Linked DNA regions of Mus musculus: region 2 is linked to region 1. Evidence: chromatin contacts called from ENCODE Hi-C data. All regions are on one chromosome and are shown on one strand. Each heading gives the region's core, a stretch centred on a gene start or an enhancer-like site at or near the end of the contact. The rest is flanking DNA. Distances are from core to core; before and after follow the strand shown. Region 1 overlaps Uck2 (uridine-cytidine kinase 2). Region 2 overlaps Nuf2 (NUF2, NDC80 kinetochore complex component).

Region 1 (4,914 bases), core at 702-3,201:
CACAGACATACACAGGCAAAAACACCCATACACATAAAATAATAATAATAATAATAATAATAATCCTTTAAAGAAGATGAAATCATTAAATATCAAGATTTACATTTAGCAAAGACAAAGAATACAACTCACTGGCAAGCAGAATTCCTCAAAGGCAGGCTTCACAAACGTAATGTACTGTGATAAAATCTGCTCAAGGTCCCTCCCTCTTTCGCTGATGTCCCTCAATACTGCAAGAGAAGGAAAAACAAAACACAGAAATCAAGAAAACGGTTCGTGAGGGAGCAGACCGGGCCCATGCAGGTCGCCCGCGTGACTGAGAAGCCGGACTTCAGGTTCTTGACCTGGGATGGATCAACAACAGATTTAGGAAAAAACAAGTTGCGTTAAGTCTTACTACCAGCAAATTCTACTACGGTGTGTTCTCGAACATAAAAGGCTGCCTGACCAAGACCAACAAGCAGCTTTCTTGTCACAAGCCAACAGAATTTTTACAAGAACCAGGAAAGAGCAGGGCGCCCCCACTGAGTCCGACAACAGGGAGCAGCTGGCAGCGGCTGGCGGAATGCTCACCAGTGTTCCCAAATCCACAGCAACCACCACCACCACCACCACCATCCCACCCCTCAACCCCTGCCCACCGGGGTGGAAAGCCCTTTCTGCTCACCTCGGGCACAGAAGTTTGCGAATAGAAATGCCCCCGGTGAGTTCTCTCCCATTCCAGGCAAAAGTAAGCCGGAAAACGGAGGAAGCCCAGATGGATCCAGAGTCACCGCCTTCCACGTCTATGATCTCCCTCAGTCCCTCTAGTCAGGGACCTGCAGCCAGCACTTTTTAAAAACCTGTTTTAAGGGCCAGACTATCTTGGTTCTGTCACTGTGCTCTGACCTCCCCAGGGCTCAGTTTCCCTTAGAGAAGTGAGGTAGGAAGGAGGGCCTGTCGACCAACGCAGCCCTCTGCACAGCTGTCATTTTTTTTTTAAAGATTTATTTATTTATTTATTTATTTATTTATTTATTTATTTATTTCTTATATGTAAGTACACTGTAGCTGTCCTCAGATACTCCAGAAGAGGGCATCAGATTTCGTTACGGATGGTTGTGAGCCACCATGTGGTTGCTGGAATTTGAACTCGGGACCTTTGGAAGAGCAGTCGGCGCTCTTAACAACTGGGCCATCTCGCCAGCCCCAGCTGTCATTTAAAGCTGACTATTAACATGCTACGTTCTTTATCTGCATTCCCAGGGATTACCAGATCTCAGCCAGGCCGCTAAGTAGTGATGTGTGTGTGTGCACATGCGTACACGATCACACCCGCACACGTGTGGGCACACCCCACACAGACCTGCTGCTGCTGCTGCTGCTGCCTGCAGGCCAGACCTGGTAACTTCATCTGTCATAAGAGAAGCCGGTGAGTCATGCAGTCAGCTCTGGGGGGAAAGTGACCCAGCAGGACTGCGTGGCTCTCTTTATCTAATGACTATGGATCTGGAGGAACGTGACCTAGATGGGAGTCCTGTCCCTAGAGACTCCTGCTCCTGTGACCTTAAACAAGTGACTTCTCCTCTTTTGGGTCTTCATTTCCTTAAACAAGAAGCTGACAACGTAACATCCTGATTATAACTGGGGGAGGGAGGAATCTCACGGAGCCTATAGGCTGGTCTTGATATGGAGCAGAGGATGACCTTCAACTAACTCACACACCTGCCTAAACTCCCGAGAGCTGGAGCTGGCCGCTGTGCTCCGTTTTCACGCAGTGCTGGGGAAAGAATCCAAGCTTGTGCCCACTGGGCAAGCAATCTATGAACCAAGCTCCATTCCCAGCCCCGATAAAGCTATTAGTTAAGATGACAGGGAGGCACAGAAAATCTTCGGCATGGCAGCTGGCACACGGTAGGTTCAACAAGCCTACCCTCCTGTGACAACTGCAATACCGGCACAACCTGGAGGGGGCTCCTCAAGCTAAGACCAGCCAGTGAGGGGAGGGGGCAGGGGCCGCAGGAGTCCTGCAGAACCCCAGACAGCTAAGGCAAGGTCCGGGAGAGGCCAGTAGAACACAGACACATGCGATGCGTATTTTAAAGGGACAGATGGAAAAGAAGAGTCACAAAGACACGGGTCCCAGATATTGAGGACATACGATAACAGAAAAGGCACTGTCACCCAACGCCCTAAGAGCCTTCAAAGAAGTTGTCACCTTAAACAGACTAGGATGGCTCCATGGCCAAGGGCAGGCCGGGGTCAGCCAGCACACTGCATTTGAAATGCCCTGCTCCTTGGCCACTGCCAAGAAATGGAGCCAGACCAAAGGCTGAGTCAGAACAAGATGTTGGCACAAACCGGAAACTCCAGAAAAACCAACACTCCCACCCCACCCCACCCCAGCCCAGCCTGAACCCCACACTCGGGTTGGAACAAAGCAATGTGCAGGAAGCTAAATGTCTGCTAGCTCCCTGTCTGGCCTAGAGGGGCCCGACAGCGGCACTCTAACCGCCCAAGCCTCTAACTGCCCAAGCCTCGTTTCTGCTTAAGAGCCCACCAGGAGGAAGGAGCAGAGAGAGAAGCACTCAGTAAATGCAGAGAGTAAGGTGATCTAGCGGGGCCTGCGGGATTCTAAGACCCACTTCTCCCTGGCTGGTATGTCAGACACCTAGCACACATAGCCTAGGTTAGGAATGATGGGTGGAAACCTGGCACCCAGCTCTCTCAGAATCTTCTCCAGGCCTCTATCTGCTCCTGTTACTCACTCACTGTCCCCCCGACCCTGAAGATCCCTGCATCCCAAGCATACACCAAGCGTGATTTGTGTCACACCTTGAAAGAAGGAACTTGTAGAAATGACAAGTAAGAAAACTCCACAAATCCACCAGGAAGGGCAGGGCTTTGCAGAGGGGGGACTTGTAAAAACACATCTGAAACAAAGAGGCAAGCAGTCTGCCCAGGCAGCAACGGGCAGACAGTCACTGACCAAGGAGAACCTCGGGGGAGCTGGGTGCATATGCCTTTAAATCTCAACCCTTGGAGGCAGAGGCAGAGGCAGGCAGAGCTCCCAGGTTCCTCATCACTTCAAGGACTTCCCATAGTCATATGGAGACCCTCTCCCCATCCCAGGCCAGGAAAGGGAGGGAGACGGTTTTGGTCAACCTGGATCCTGATGACCGGATTTTAGTCAGAAGCCAAGACTTTACAACTACTCCAAATCTGATTCTAATTTCCTAGGCGTGTTTAGCCTCCTCTGAGGTCTCTCTAGGATTGAGTCCCACCTGCTAGGTCAGTTAGTAAGCCAGTCAGTCAAGACTCTCCCGAGGCCCAGCTAGACTGCAGAGAGGATGCCAGCCCCTCCCCCTGACCATCACCTCCTGCGCCTCTGGGCACTCTCCCTGCAACATCTCTAATCTGTCACTGAAGGACTCATCCCCGGATGACTGTGTGCTAGGAAAAAATAAGGTTCAGACACAGTCTGCCCAAGGCCACACATCTGATGCGCATTGAAGCCTGAGTGTTAGCGCATTGAAGCCTGGCTTTGATTTATTATTATTATTATTATTATTATTATTGTTGTTGTTGTTGTTGTTATTATTATGTACCATGTTGCCTTTGGCAACCATAAGGTGAGGAAAAGTGCTGCATTTGTAGGTCAGGTGACGAGTCAGATGCACTGAGAGAGGAGGGGTCCATCAAGAAACACAAGCCTGCCTGGGTATCACTAGAGCCACCACCGTCACTAAGCCAGAAGAGGGATCTGCCTGCTGGAACTAAGGTCTCACCCACCAATCTCCCCCCATCACTTACGGATACTTTTGTTGCTTCCCAGAGCTCAAGTGCGGCTCCAAGTGAATGTGCACCCCATTGTTCCTTAGCAGGAAAATCCCTTAGGCTAGCTTCTCTCTGTTCCACAGCTTCCATGGACAGCTCTTGCTGAATATTATATAATATTGGACTGGAATGTCCAATAACTCACATATCTACCTACCAGGATCTGTCTGAAACAGGGTCTAAGCTGGCCTTGAACTAGCTAAAGATGACCTTGAACTTCTGATCCTCCTTCCTCTACCTCCCAGGATGCATTAGAGATAGAGGACACCTGCTCACGTGATGCTGGGGATGGAACTTAGACTTCACAGATGCTGGGCAAGCACTCTGCCCACGGAGCTGGGAGTGCTACATCCCTAGCCCAAGCTACTTCCTATCTATTCTCTCTTGTATGCTCCATCCACAAGCTACTCTCAGAGCAGGCCACTGTTGTGTCTATAGGTAATGAGCACTTTCTCTAATTGCCTGCACCACAATCGCACCTCATCCCTATGACCTAACCCCTCACCACCACCACACCCCCAAGCCTCCCACTGGAATCAAATGGCTTCGCTCAGCTCCTCACCCAGTTAGTTCTGTGGTTTCTGAGAATGCACAGATTCAACAAAAGCACAGGTCTGCTCTCAGGAAGCCTGGTGGAGAATCTGCTCCAGGGCTGGCTCGAGGGAATGAGAGCATGAGGAAGCAGACGGTGGGAAAAGGGACAAGGCACTGCAAGCACAGGGTCTCTGTCCCCAGATGCCCTAAAGTTAGTGACTTCCAAGTCCAAGGCATCTCTTGTTGATGTCTTATGGGGGAAAAAGCCATAAGCATTTAAACTAGACGATTCCCAATGAAACTAGCCTTATTTCACCTTTGTGACCGAACAAGCCTTTCTTTGCCTAAACCGTAACGTGACTAATCCCTTCCTAGATATCACCAAACACTAGGTAGCAGGATATCCCAGGGCTGGGCTGATATAACTGGGCTGAGTCACAGGGCCACACAGCTGCATTAGGAAAGGTCCAGGCTTCACTTCAGATCCAGGGAGGGTGCCCGCCACATGCCTCTCCTGGGCTCCCATCTATCTGCTCCCAAAGTGGCCACCAAGAGGGCCATCTG
Region 2 (4,914 bases), core at 1,565-4,064, 2.3 Mb after region 1:
TAAAGCACATAAAACTGTATGCTTTACCAAAGTGTGGAATGTCTGTGTCACTCAGACTGGAATTACCTTTGTATTTAGGAAGGAAGAGATGGGATGGAAAGAAAGTGGGGGCAGGAGAAGCAAACTGGTTTTGGTTATACAGAGGGCAAAGGCCACAACCCTCTAAATTTACAACAAACAGAAAACCAAATATAAATAAAGCAAAAACTTCGGAGAGCAGAGGACATGGAATGCATAACAGAAAGTGCCTTCAAAGCTGAGACGGAAGCCCTGTGGATGCACCTGCCCTAGCCAGAAAACACCAGCGGACTTCCTGGCTCTTACGGAGTCAAGACGATTAGATTTTGGAGTTGGAGAGGCCACAGCAACTAGAATTGGTGAGACTAAGAACTCCCAGAGTCCGGGTTGTGAAAGTTAAAGGAGGTCCTGGAGGTCTCGAGACCTACAGTGTATGGACACAAAAGAAACTACTACGGTAAGACAACAACCAGAAATACTTAAAGTCATAAACAAAAGCATCCAGCATTAAATAGCATAAAGTTTGCAATCTAAGAAAAATAAAAAGCAAAACTAGAATAATGTGGTCTATAAAAAGAAAACAATATTGAAATACCTTGAAATAGCACCAATGGCAAGTATTGTAAACTGGGTCATGAAAATGCCCATCTGCTCAAAAACATGGAATCTTACGAAGGTAAAAGACAGTTCCTTAAAATACCCAAATCCAACTCTGAAAGCTGAGAAAGAAGCTACCTAAATAAAAATTATGTCCGAAAGGATAGCAACAGCATATTGGACCTAGAGATGAGAGCGTCAGTGGACTGGAAGAAAAGCTGTGGGATGGAGGCCAGCAGGGGAATTCCGATAGCCCCTTGTGAGCAGAGGCCAGCAGGGGAGTCAGACAGCCCCTGTGAGCAGAGGCCAGCAGGGGGAGTCAGACAGGCCCCTGTGAGCAGAGGCCAGCAGGGGGAGTCCGAAAGCCCCTGTGAGCAGAGGCCAGCAGGGGGAGTCCGACAGCCCCCTGTGAGCAGAGGCCAGCAGGGGGAGTCAGACAGCCCCCTGTGAGCAGAGGCCAGCAGGGGTAGTCCGATAGCCCCCTGTGAGCAGAGGCCAGCAGGGGGAGTCCGACAGCCCCTGTGAGCAGAGGCCAGCAGGGGGAGTCAGACAGCCCCTGTGAGCAGAGGCCAGCAGGGGGAGTCCGATAGCCCCCTGTGAGCAGAGGCCAGCAGGGGGAGTCCGACAGCCCCCTGTGAGCAGAGGCCAGCAGGGGGAGTCCGACAGCCCCTGTGAGCAGAGGCCAGCAGGGGGAGTCAGACAGCCCCTGTGAGCAGAGGCCAGCAGGGGGAGTCAGACAGCCCCCTGTGAGCAGAGGCCAGCAGGGGGAGTCCGATAGCCCCCTGTGAGCAGAGGCCAGCAGGGGGAGTCCGATAGCCCCCTGTGAGCAGAGGCCAGCAGGGGGAGTCCGATAGCCCCCTGTGAGCAGAGGCCAGCAGGGGGAGTCCGACAGCCCCTGTGAGCAGAGGCCAGCAGGGGGAGTCAGACAGCCCCCTGTGAGCAGAGGCAGATCAGAAGCATCCCAAGTCTGTGATGAAATCCCACAAAAAGGAGGAACAACTATTTTTTATCTGACAGGAGAGCAATGTCTCAGTCTTACAAAAGCTATAAACAGTATGGAAAACTAACAACCACAAAATTTCCCAGAAGCCCACAGTTCACTCAAGTAGCTAGGAAGTCATAATAAAATTTAAAAGCAAAGACAAGAAAATAAGACAGACACACTAAATGGAATAAAGACAAAGAATATGAGTGGGTTTCTTTTCAGGAATAAGGGAGCCAGAATATAATGCAGCAATAAATTTCCCCTTCTTGTATCAAGGGTTTTTATTACTGGTCTTCCTTGTAGATACTGTTTTCAACAATGTTAGCACACCTTACAGGCACTAGAATGCTGTTAACCTAGACTGCCATACTTAAGAGAATGAGATGTTTAACACTAAATGTGATGCAGGCATGGCAGGACACACTGGGAATCCAGTACTCAAGGTGCTGAAGCCGGAGTATTTCAGTTTCTAGGAGAGCCTGAGATACACAGTGAGAGTCTGAATATAAGAATAGCCAGAGAGATGGCTCAGAAGCTAAGAGCACTTGCTGCTCTTGCAGACGACCCGAGTTAGGTTCCCAGCACCCACGTGGTACTCCCAACCTCATGGAACTCTACCTCCAGGGATCCAACAACTTCTCCTGGCCTCCATGGGCACTATGCATACACATGGTATACAGAACACACAAAGGCCCACACTCCTATACCGACACACACACACGATAAGTAAACCTTTTTTCAAAGATTTTTTAAAAAAAAAAAAATCCAGTAGTCAAAATACAACAAGATGAAGAAAGTGGAAATAGATAAATATTGTAAGAAAGAAACAAAAAGATTAAAGGTAAATTTAAGCATATCAATAACATTTAACACAACTGAGCTAAGCACTCCAGTTAAAAGGCAGTGAGTGAGAGTGAAAGTAATAAATTCACAAAAGATTTTAAGATCTCCATTACTCATTCAATACAGCAACCAAAAAAAAATCTGAAGGAACGCTCCTAACCAACTGGTCCAAGCGTGCAGTGTGCCCTACTCGGTGACAACGTGCAAACGCATGCTGTGCAAGAGAACACATGTGAATGCACACTGGATCCAACAAGTAGAGCGGCAGGCTACGATGCTGTGTCCTCCGCAGTATGGCATGCAGGTCTACTCCAGAGAGGAGAGCATCAGAAACCACAGAGGAAGTGACAGAGGGGCAACTCAACAAAGAAGCAAGCAGCACAGCACAGGCTCCACCTCCCCAGCTCCCACATCGGGATACAGAGCCTGCCTGGATGCACAGTAACAGATGAACGAGTGCCATCTGCCTGATTTCAAGTCTCAATCTAAGGCAGGAAGGATGGTGTAAAGACAAACACCGAGATGAGTGCTCTAGGAAACTGGATATGCAGACGGAACTAAGGCAGAGCCTAGTGAATAGCAAGCCCAGAAAAACATCCAATTCGTGTAGGACATACATCTTTATTTTTCAGAAGTTTTCCATCCATAGCAAAATCTGAGTAAGGATTTGGTAGTTCCCAGTATCCCACCTGTCAGACCCTCTCTCCCAGCATCTGTGTGAGTGGCACTGTTGTTAGGAATAAGGCGTAGAGAAAATGTGCACTAACACATCATTATCTCTCTGCATGTACACACACGTGCTCGCTGCTGCTGTACTGTCTGTGGGATGTGACAACTGCAGAATGGCAGGCACATACCACCACTGTAGTAACACGGAGGGGTTACTATCCTAAAATGGTCTTGCGTTCTAGTTAATTGTTCCTCCTCTGTGAAGGCTCACAATTACTGATGTTTTCCCTCTCTTATACATCACACGATTACAGAGCCTTTTTAGATTGGCCCCTTTCCATTACAATGTGCACCTATGCTTTCTCATGGATTGATAGCTCATTTCCATTTAACACTACCTAACATTCCACTGCTGGGATGTAGTCTGTATACTGATGCACCGAAAGCCATGATGGTTTCTGAGACTTAGAAACTATGCTACATACATCGCTGTGTGTGTCTTTATGTGAACAGTTGGGGCCCCTTTGGGTAGATACAAAGGAGCCCAACTCCTGGATCATCCGGTAGGAACAGGTTTCATTTTGCTAGAAACTGCCAAAGTGGCTGCATCCCTGTGCACTGACACTAGCAAAGAACTCAGGTATCCACTGTCCCAAGTCTGAAGCAAGACTGCCTCACACTGTCATGCCTTTTTATACAAAGTGTCACAGTAAGTTCATGGGGAAAGGGTGACGTCTCAACAGGTAGTGCCACTCCCATGAAAAGGGAAAATATGAACAGTGACTCACTGCACACAATACTAAAACATTAAACAATCAAAACAAGACAATACCCCCCAAGCACTCGGACGCAAATCTCAGCCACGTAGATCTAGTGAAGTCTTAGTAAGACATACAATTTTTAAAGAAAATCAATCAAAATATTCAAAACTGAAAGATATTTTGCTCTTTAAAGATAAGTATAAAATTGAAAAGGCAAACAACAAACTAGAAGAAAATACCTGCATAATCAGCTGGTCATTTATTTAAAAAATATCTATCTAAAGTTTCAATAAACAAATAGACAAGGTGCTGGAAAGATGGCTCAGTGGTCAGAGCACCGGTCCTCCAGAGGGTCATGTTTGATTTCCAGCCCCCACAGGGCAGCTCACAACCACCTGTAATTCCAGTTCCAAGGGATCTGGATTTTGAACTCTATGGGAAATGCACATACACAGTACACAGATAAACATATAGGCAAAATATCAACACATAAACTGTTTTAAGTTAAAAAACAAAAAACATTAAAATACAGAGAGATGACTTGAAAAGAACTTTACCAAAAAAGATATATCATAGTAAATAAATATATGAACATATGCTCAGTTTTATTAGTCATCACAGAACTATAAACTAAAACCACTACATACCCTGCAGAACGGTGAAAATGAAAAACAATACTCAAACCAAGGTGGACCCGGCACCATGGAAACTACTACATACTGTGGATAGGGAGCCACTTTGGAAAAAGAGTTTGGTAACTTCTTAAAAAGCTAGGCATGCACAAACTAGAATCTCTACTCCTCAGTATTTATACAGAGAAATGAAATTACATCCACATAGACCTAGAACTCTGAATATTCACAGTTGCTTTGCCAGTAATGGCCAAACAGGAGAAACGATTCAAAGGCCTATGCTGAATCAATTGTGCCGCACACTTACATAAGAATACTGCAAAAGAAAAAGAAACACGGGACTAACACATTTAGTTAGTAAGAATGAATTGGGAAAAAAAAAAAAGAATAAAGTTCAGAAGTACTGTTT

Evidence for each region. Hi-C counts contacts between places; a loop is a spot of excess contacts on that map.
Region 2: a map of T-helper 1 cell shows a loop between it and region 1 (7-fold over the local background). The contact joins two enhancer-like sites. A Hi-C loop is called at or near these places in 2 of 37 maps with a recorded cell type or tissue (T-helper 1 cell and T-helper 2 cell).

The regions. Positions count from the first base shown.
Region 1 is chr1:167,229,761-167,234,674 of GRCm38, forward strand. It overlaps Uck2 (uridine-cytidine kinase 2), which reads right to left. Exons shown (of 7, transcript NM_030724.3): 5 at 133-230. Among named protein-coding and RNA genes, the nearest start is that of Gm46170, 35 kb to the right of the region's middle. Within about 2 kb of position 1,952, at least 1 of the 3 ENCODE cell types and tissues checked has a DNase peak (open chromatin) inside an H3K27ac peak, as active enhancers do.
Region 2 is chr1:169,516,735-169,521,648 of GRCm38, forward strand. All of the region lies in intron 6 of Nuf2 (NUF2, NDC80 kinetochore complex component), which reads right to left. Among named protein-coding and RNA genes, the nearest start is that of Nuf2, 12 kb to the right of the region's middle. Within about 2 kb of position 2,815, at least 1 of the 3 ENCODE cell types and tissues checked has a DNase peak (open chromatin) inside an H3K27ac peak, as active enhancers do.